Linked DNA regions of Homo sapiens: region 1 is linked to region 2. The links are chromatin contacts, found by Hi-C or POLR2A ChIA-PET in ENCODE. All regions are on one chromosome and are shown on one strand. Each heading gives the region's core, a stretch centred on a gene start or an enhancer-like site at or near the end of the contact. The rest is flanking DNA. Distances are from core to core; before and after follow the strand shown. Region 1 has its middle 53 kb from the start of ABRACL. Region 2 overlaps ECT2L (epithelial cell transforming 2 like).

What was found. A loop is a pair of places that touch in the nucleus more often than their neighbours do. ChIA-PET counts read pairs that join two places held with the same protein, here RNA polymerase II (POLR2A). Pooled maps may share reads with other maps.
Region 1: POLR2A ChIA-PET joins it to region 2 with 15 read pairs in OCI-LY7. The contact joins two enhancer-like sites. A Hi-C loop is called at or near these places in 1 of 50 pooled maps. POLR2A ChIA-PET finds 5 or more read pairs at or near these places in 2 of 52 experiments (OCI-LY7 and activated T-cell).

The regions. Positions count from the first base shown.
Region 1 is chr6:139,078,895-139,083,836 of GRCh38, reverse strand. No RefSeq gene overlaps it. Among named protein-coding and RNA genes, the nearest start is that of ABRACL, 53 kb to the right of the region's middle. Within about 2 kb of position 3,141, at least 3 of the 41 ENCODE cell types and tissues checked have a DNase peak (open chromatin) inside an H3K27ac peak, as active enhancers do.
Region 2 is chr6:138,816,328-138,821,077 of GRCh38, reverse strand. The region is part of intron 4 of ECT2L (epithelial cell transforming 2 like); the gene reads right to left. Among named protein-coding and RNA genes, the nearest start is that of ECT2L, 23 kb to the right of the region's middle. Within about 2 kb of position 2,182, at least 11 of the 41 ENCODE cell types and tissues checked have a DNase peak (open chromatin) inside an H3K27ac peak, as active enhancers do.

The DNA of each region.
Region 1 (4,942 bases), core at 1,892-4,391, 260 kb before region 2:
ACACCTGTCGGGGTGCCCATCAGACTTATACCTGAGTCTGTGTTTCTGGCAATGTTAAAATCAAGAGAAAAGAGACTAACATGTATTGGCCACCTACCTCATTCCAAATGATTTTTTTGTGTAAGTTCATTTAATCTTAATTTTTTTTTTGAGACAGAGTCTCACTCTGTTGGCCAGACTGCAGTGCAGTGGTGCCATCTCGGTTCACTGCAACCTCCATCTCCTGAACTCAAGCAGTTCTCCTGCCTCAGCCTCCCAAGTAGCTGGGATTACAGGTATATGCCACCACGCCCGGCTAATTTGTATGTACGTATGTATGTATGTATGTATGTATGTATTTTTGAGATGGAGTCTTGTTCTGTCGCCAGGCTGGAGTGCAGTGGCACCATCTCAGCTCACTGCAACCTCCGCCTCCCGGGTTCAAATGGTTCTTCTGCCTCAGCCTCCCAAGTAGCTGTGACTACAGGCGCACTCCACCAAACCCAGCTAATTTTTATTTTTGGTATTTTTTAGTAGAGACGGGGTTTCACCATGTTGGCCAGGATGGTCTCCATCTCTTGACCTCGTGATCCACCTGCCTCGGCCTCTCAAAGTGCTGGGATTACAGGCATGAGCCACTGCCCCCAGACTAATTTTTGTATTTTTAGTAGAGACGAGGTTTCTCCATGTTAGCCAGGCTGGTCTCGAACTCCTAACCTCAGGTAATTTGCCCGCCTTAGCCTCCCAAAAGTGCTGGGATTACAGGCGTGAGCCACTGCACCCGGCCTAATCTTAAAATTTTTTAAACCTGCAAGGTTGACATCATTGTTCCCAATTTTCACAGGAGGAATTCATGCCAGTAGAGTTTAATTAATGAGCTCACAGTCCTCCACTTAGTGCTAGAGATAGGTCTCAGACCTGAATCTGGCTGACTCCAAAACATGCACTCTTATTAAAACTGCAATTTAATCAGGCTATTTTTTCAAGCAAATGGTCCTCTTGGTCTATTGAGATTCAGTTATTTATTTTCATTCAATTTCCTCTTTAATAACAACGGAATAGAATTCTTTATGTTGGAGATTGAGAGTATAAAGAGATTAATTGGGAAGAATCCAGGCTATGCTACGGATTTGCTCTGCTCTTAGCCTGGATAAATATTCGTGTCCTGCTATTTATAAGGAGTAACACGCAGGGGTGGTTTCCATGCAGTCTGTACATGCTTTTTCATTAAAGAACTGGTAAATGTTTCTAGCCCTGTGAGCAGGGCCAGAGCCTTGTCTTTGTCACAGTCCGTAGCCTCACCCTTTCCCCACTTCTAGGCCTGACCTTGCCAGATTACTCTTTTGAAGTAGTTCTGACTTCGCAAGATTCTCCCTGCAATTTCCTTAGGCTTTTTGCCTTCCATCAGGTGACCATAGTAACTGCAGGGCTATTATATCCCATTTCCTATCACTGTTGGCATTTGTGTTCATTCATATACAGTATTAAACCCGTCACTGAGTGCAGGATCCTTCGCTGTCAGGTCCTGAAGATTTTTGGACTCCTGATTTGTTCTGTAATTTTTTGTTCTTTGCTCTGCCTTCTCAAACCAGTGATTTCTCTGTGCCCACCAACACCTGAAGACGATCTTCCAAGGAAACGCACCTTGGCTCCAGTACCACAAGGTCAGTAACCCCTTTCTGGCTCTCTGCACCCTCTAGTCCATCCTTACTACCAGGCTCAGTAGACACCTGGTCTCTTCCTGGGTGTCTGTTGTTCACTCTAATTGTCAGCTCTCATGCTCCTACTGTCTTCCTGAATCTTGGATCTGTGCTCACATCATGCTTAGAAGAGCCATTTCTGCCACCCCTGTGGTTTTTGGTGGAGAGGATTAAGTTCCTTAGGAATAGATGGCTCTTTTCTCTATAGTTGCTTCCTGGATCCCCTTTGAAAAGATCTCTTCCACAGCTTCAGGGTAAGGGACAAAAAGATCTGCATTTAATATGCAGGCTTTGCAACCAGGCTTGCAACTGCTTTTCCTGCAGAAAACCCTTATAGTATCTAAAAATTATTTTACTATTTCATGTTCTGCCCCCTTGCATATAGGTTACACATTTTTATCGCCATGTTATAAATTATGTAATGTAGTTTTTAATATAGTTAATATAAGTACAATATACTAAAAGAGCTGATGCTGCTATTTTAAGCATCGAAGTTAAGCTATAAAATACAGACTTGAACTCTGGTGCTGATAGTAAATACCATTTTTCTGTTATTTTGTCGTGATATAGTTACGAGTGCTCTGATAAATAACATATGCTTATTACTCATGCCATTTCCTCCAAAATGAACTCTTTAAAAATTTAAACACAAGTCTAGTACAATAACATTTCACAACATGGCTAAAAATAAAAGGAATCACATTTGATGAGCATTTACTATATGCCATGCTCTGAGCTAAGCACTTTGCAGACATTATCTCACGTAGTTCCTCAACAACAAGAGGCTGGTCCTATAACAATAATTGTCAGTGAGACAGCTGAAGCTCAGAGGAGTTAAATAACTTTCAAGTCTCAGAATGAGGCCACAATGGAGCTTAACTCCAAAGTCCAAACCTTAACTATCAAGTGATATTGGCCTCCCAAAACTAGATAAAGATAAAAGGTGTGTTTGTGCATCTGTGTGTGTGTGTGTTAAAGAGAGAGAGTGAGAGAATCAGATACTCAGAGCATAACAAACTGCAGGGTCTCACCAAATAGTTTACTGGGAAGAAATCTTCATTCTAGATTCAAAACACTTACATATAGTAAGCCAAAAAATATGACGGTATTTTTATTATACATAACCTATCATTTATACAGTTTTACAGTGTTGCAGAAAATTTCTTAAGGCATAGTACTAACAATCAGATTTGTTTTCATTGTTTAAATGTGGCTCATGAAAAACAAACAGCAAATGAGTCCAATAATTCCTTAACTCCAAACCATGGTTAATGGTGAGGTGCACAGGAAGCTGAATTAAGTTTTTCCCCCTTTCAGCCTACAAAATTACCACTTAGTATATTACCACTTTACAGTGACAAATAGGCAACTTCTTTACCCAGATTTCATTGTAAAGGGTTGTGGTGTTAATAATAGCATTCACAGTGAGTCACTGTGCCAATAGCGCCAGCCACCACAGTCATGATACTATATTTATTACAGGGAGATGGTGTTATTAAGGCTACAAAACCAGACATGCCATTTGTCATCTTGCCATTAATCTGGAAAAAAGCAAATGACTCCAGTTCAGCCCCAGAGTAGGTCCAAGAAGTTCTCATTTGTCCCTAGATTGATGAGAAAGTGCCAGGGTCTCTTTAATCCCTTCCCTATTTTGCCATTTCAGTCAATGCTGGCCCTTGAGAGTTGTGTTGGCACAATCTATATTGCCTGCCCTTGCTGGAGGCCTTGGGGGCATCAACTATTGCATGCTGACATTCACAAAGGGGCTCTGGGATTTTCCAAAAAACAAAACAAAACAAAACCACTTTTCCCCCAAGTTATAGGACATAAGTCCTTCTAACTGGACACCAAGATCTCCTAAATCAACATCACTGAAACTCACAGTGAAATTACTTATCAAAATAGACACTCCTTTATAAACCTTGTGATGGAGACTGTGAGTTGGCTACCTCAACATGCAACCCCTCCTCCTTCTGATTAGAAAGATTGGACATCTAAAAATGATCTTTCCAAACCCCCTTACAGCTCGGGTTCTGGATATGCATTGTACTCTGCCCAGTACATGAATCTTGGGAGAAGTAGAAGGGAGAAATGAGATGGAGGCCATATTGATGCCAATGTTTTGGTCATTTTTTTCTGCAGCAATGTCCCAGTTCCTGTTCTCAGCTTCCTAGGTGTGGAGGGCAGTTGAGCAGCAATGGTCATGCCTTGATTCCAGCTTCCTGACCGCTGGAACACAGCTGCAAAGCTGCACTCTTGAACTCACGGCTCTAGTAGCAGTCTCAGGAAGAGTACCTCCCCAGGGTGTCAGATCCATACGTTCTTGGACCTTTAAAGCAACCCAAGCCTTTAATGTTGCACTAACAGGATTGTCTGCCACAGGAAGGGCACACTCTCCAGCACCCCCCCGGTGAGGCTAGTGGACCAAGAGAGCAAAGACATGAGCTGTGGAGGAAAGTGGACAGGAATGCTCCTTCCAGGAAGCAGATCTAGGGCCTAATCAAGGACCTCACTTCATTGCCAGGACTCAAGTTTTCCCTATTCCCACCTAGCAGGAATTCATAATTCCCATTAACTAATGACTGCCATGTGCTTCCCATTCTTTGCTTTTCTAAATGAGATACTTATGGAAATTACCCCATTCCTACTTCTCCATGTATTTTGGGTGTGGGGTGGAGGACATAACACTTTTCTATTCATTTATGGGCCAGCAAACCCAATGATCCACTTCCAGCCCTGCCGGAGAGGATGGCACACCACCCAGAGATCTTGGACTCTGAGTTGGTTTTAGTCACTGGAAGGGTGTTTGGATTGTCTCCTTCAGGGAAGGAGTGAATGCATTCAGTATGTGAGGAGTATGCATATTTGGAAAGCAAGAGGGAGGGACTGTGGTAGAGACTAATTGTCCACTAAAATCCATTAAGGGACAATGACTGCCACAGTATCAAATCTATCTCTCAGCATCCCTTACAGTTTAGTATTGTCATGTTAGTAAATTCTGGCTGATGGAATGCGAATAGAAGTGACTTCTGTCTCTTTGTAGTGCCCCACAAAAGGAAGGGGTGTGTGCTCCCCACCCTTTCCCCTTTCCTGCTGCCTGGGAAATGAGCTTTGGGAAAGAGAAGACACTTATTGAGAATGGCAGAGCACCCCACTGGTACTGGCCTGATTAATTCTGGACTGTCAGGTGACAGATTTATATTGCTGTCTTATTCAAGCCGTTGTGTACTTGGATTGCTTCACTATAAAAGCTTATTTTGTAC
Region 2 (4,750 bases), core at 933-3,432:
AAGAAGCCTTGGGGCTTTCAGGTCACCCACGCCTGTGTCTGACCCTTGGCTGTACACCAGATCACCTGGGGAACTTTGTAAAAACAGCTTCCTCCACCCCATTCCATTGCGTTGAGCCAAAATCTCTAGGGGTGAGGCTCATTATCTGTTTCACAAACTCCAAGTGATTCTGAGGGACCATCCCTTAACAACTGTGAACTTTCCTTTGGTAGAAGGAAGCAGCATAGCAGATCCTAATGCTAATGCCGACATCAAATTCAAAGCACTGAATGTGTGTATCATGGTCTTAGAAGTATGTATAACTCATTTCTGAATCACTTTATTGAAGACCCAAATTAATTAAATACTTAGACTATGCATGAGAGTCTGAAGGCCTTTCTCCTGTGTGTAAAAGGAATCTGTTTCACTGCTAATTGCTTTTTGTTTTTTCCTTCCTGTTTCTCAGATAAAATTTGGAGAGTTGAGATGACCAGAGAAGTGACTACTAGATAAATGGACTGTTATGGACCATTTTCAACCTATTTTTCTTCCTTTCACTGTAAACAATTAACGGCAGCTTCAGATTTAGCAAATTCAAGGAATCAATGATGTTATCAAGGGCCAAGGATTTTTTATATTTTCACTTTGCCATCCTCAACCATTTACTTTGGTCCTCGGGCTTGTCCCAAAATAGTTCTCAAATGACTAACTGCAGTGAGCATTGGTCTTCACACAACAGTCACCACAGCTAGCAGGATGGAAGAAAAGACGTTCATCCTCAAATCTTGTTTAAGTTTCTTTCAGCAAGAAGAAGACTCTCCACCCTTATGTCTCCCTGGGCAGAATTAATATCTACACGCCCTTTCCTAAAGCAGACACCATCCAGGGGAGGCAGTGATCATGATGAATTTAGTCCAACCCTGACCCACCCTTGGTAGGGTGGGGGTTACTTACCAGCCACTCCTGAAGCATAGAATGCCTTGTAGGGGGTGGAAATCAGGGTTTCTGTCAGGAAGAAGGAGAGGAATGTGGAATGGCTTGGCTGGGCCAGTAATCAACAGTGTCTAACCCGGTAAGCAGGAATTGAAGAAAGACAAGGGGAAAGATTTCTCCAGCCACCTTGAATTAAGTAATGAAAACTTGAATTATGCAAAGTATTAGTAATCTCCTATATTCTAACACTTGGTTTTTTGTTTTTTGTTTTTTTTTTGGTACATGAAGTCTTGCTCTGTAGCCCAGGCTGGAGTGCAATGGTGCGATCTCAGTTCACTGCAACCTCCACCTCCCAGGTTCAAGCGATTCTCCTGCCTCAGCCTCCCGAATAGCTGGGATTAGAGGTGCCCGCCACCACGCCCGGCTAATTTTTTTTTAATTAAAACTTGGAATATTTTGAAAAACTCCTTCCTCCTAGAGAGCTACCAAATGAAAATTTTTTTCTGATTATCTTTTTGTCATTTTTGGAATTAGGAGTGCTTTAGATATCTGAATTCATTCAACAAGCATTTATTGAGTGGCTGCTATGTGCCTGGTATGGCTCTAAGTGCTAGAGATGAAAAGAGTCACCAAAGTCTTTGCTATCATGGAGCCATCATTCTAATGGGGTAGGCAGACAGCAAATAAACAAGTCCTGCATGTCACATAGTGTCAGGTGGTGTCAAGCGGTAGACAGAGAAGCTCAACATGAGAAAGGAGGGGAGAGCAGCTCCACACACTCACAAAATGGGAGTGAGAACTTCAAGCCAGTGGATGTTGCCTAATATAGGCCAATAACCTTCCCTCCATCCACACAAAAAAAAAGAGCTTTGGCTTTCTGCTTTCTCCCTTCCTTTTAAAACGCAATGATTTCCTTTTTTTTTTTTTTTTTTTAAGCATCATCCACCTCTAAAAACCATCCCAATTGCAAATGCTAATATTTCATACAGTTATCCTTAACCAGCCCATGCAGGTAGAAGGGCAGGAACATGTGCAGAATACTGGGCAAAGGGGAAGGAAGTGAAGATGACTCAAATTTCCAGACTTGCCTTGGATATTTAGAAAACAGTCGTTTTAGATACAAGTGTACACTTTCACTTTGAATACTCCCCTCTCCTCTCTGACAAAGATTCTCTGCTTGACCAAACTTTAGTCAAGCTTCTGAAACTTCCCCTTGGCCCACCTGTGCACTTCCTTATAAAATTCTGCTTTAGTAAAGAGCCCTGTTAAGTCAGTTTAGGAAGAACCCCCCACCCCCGGATATCTTGTCAGGTTCCTCATCCTCCACCCTCCCCCAGGTGTTGTCTGAGCACCCTGGCCTGTCATCAGCGAGAGTCCTGTTGGGTCAGTGTATTCAGATCCCCGCTTACCCCTGATGTTTCCTCGAGTAATTTTCCATCCATTGAGCCCCATCCTGCTCCTTGGCTATCCGCCCATGCTGCATTTGAAGTTGAGCCCAATCTCTCTCCCGTGACCCCATGCAGCAGTCCCTGTAGCTATCTCCAAGGTTCTCAGTAACGTCCGCCTTACTGTCTTCAGCAAGTTTCATTCGATGTTTTCTTCTTTAACCTCTTTACCATCTCCACACAGAAATACTCTCCTTTTAAATGGACATTCAGTAACTGAGAGTGACATGGCTGCTCTATATTTAAAATTAACCTAGGAGTATGTTGTCTCTGAAAAACTGCACACCAGATTGCCTCACAGATCACAGCTGAGACAGACGTCCTCAAGTGAGCCCTCACAGGCTGCGTGGGAAGAATGGAAGAGGGGGTAATGAAGTGGGAGAGGGGGCTGTTCTCTCTTAATACACCTTGGTGGATATTTTTCTGCCCTCCAACCCCATTTCAAGTCTGCTCTGATGGAGACAAGTGACGAGAGTGAATCCTTCATGGGCTGTTTATGATCTCACACGCACACGCACATACACACCTGGGTCAATGCATTCCCCCTCTAGGGAATGCAGTTGCATGAATGCTGCCCCACCCATCCAGGAAAGCTGCAAGTTTGAGCAGCTCTGGCTCTGGAACCAAAGGCCTTTGTTTGAGGAATTACCAGGCACTAAGCAGAGGCAATTCAAAACCGGTTCCACCAGTGTGGCAAGGGGACTGATTCAAACTCCTCACGGGTTTCTCTGAGTGTAACAGACACAAGCAGCCCAGTTTCCTTTAAGGAGTCACAGGAAAGGTCAACCTAGTCAAGTGGTAGGGGAAAGACATCACTGGAAACCATTAGTCATGTGGACGACACGGGGCCATAACATACCAAGAAAAGCCACAATTGAGGTATAAAGTTGCTAGGCATGAAAGACCAGCAGAGAAGTCTTCCCAGGAGAAGGGACATTTTAGTTTGCCAGAGGGATGGTTTAAGAAGCTAAACCTTTAAAAAATGTCTTAAATATCATAAAATTCCACTTAGGAAATCATCTTAAAACTTACTAGGGAATACTTATTAGGCCAGGAAAGAAAACTCTAAGATATTTGAATATATCTCATAGAGATTATGAATAATTTTTTAAAAGAAAATTGTGTTGACAGTTTCCACCAATATTGCAATACCCTGTTTATAACTGACTGAATTAAAACAAAATTATTTGGAAATTATAAAACCATCTAAAACAATGGCCTCTCTACCTTGAAAGAAAGGTATTGCACAAATATAGCCTAGCTTACATATAAACATTTCAAGTATTCAAATAATACTAATTTCTTTCATTTATTAATTTATTTACAGTTATTGGGTAAGCAAGACTACAGGAATAAATGATCCAAAAGAAATGCTTAATAATTAAAAATTGATTGCACTACCATTGGACCCAGCAATTCCACTCCTATATGTATAGCTAAGAGAAATAAAACATCTCTATGCAAAACTTGGACACAGATGTTCATAGCAGCACTATTTATAATAATTATTTACAATAATCAACTGAGGAGTGGATAAATAAAATATGGCACATCCATACAATGGGATAATATTTGGCAATAAAGGAAAGAAGTACTGACATGTGTAACAAAATGGATGAACCTTGAGAACGTTATAATATGTGAAAGAAGCCAGTCACAAAAGACCACATACTGTCTAATTCCATTTATACGAAAAGTCCAGAATAGGCAAATTTATAGAGACAGAAAGCAGATTTGTGTTTGCCCAGATCTAGAGGGATGGAGATGAGAAGTTACTGTTAATGGGTAGGGGGGTTCTTTGTGGGATGATGAAATGGTCTAAACTTAACATGTGATGATGATCACACAACTCTGTGAATGTACCGGAACCACTGAATTGTACCCGTAAATGGGTGATTTTTATTGTATGTGAATTATATCTCAATAAAGATGTTTAGGCCGGGCGCGGCGGCTCATGCCTGTAATCCCAGCACTTTGGGAGGCCGAGGCAGGCAGATCATGAGATCAGGAGATCGAGACCATCCTGGCTAACACGGTGAAACCCCATCTCTACTAAAAATACAAAAAAAGTAGCTGGGCGTGGTGGTGGGCGCCTGTAGTCCCAGCTACTCAGGAGGCTGAGGCAGGAGAATGGCATGAACCCCGGGGGCAGAGCTTGCAGTGAGCTGAGATCGCGCCACTGCACTCCAGCCTGGGCGACAGAGCAAGACTCCATCTCAAAAAAAAAATGTTTAAAGGAAATTTATACTAACATTCATGAAACTATGAAATACAGTCTGCTCTCTGAAGAAATGCTGCTGCTATCCAAAAACAAACAAACAAACAAAAAAAAAAAGTACTTTCACTGAACAGGTTAGTTTTATATTCTTGTCTCACAGAAAAAAGAATTCAGT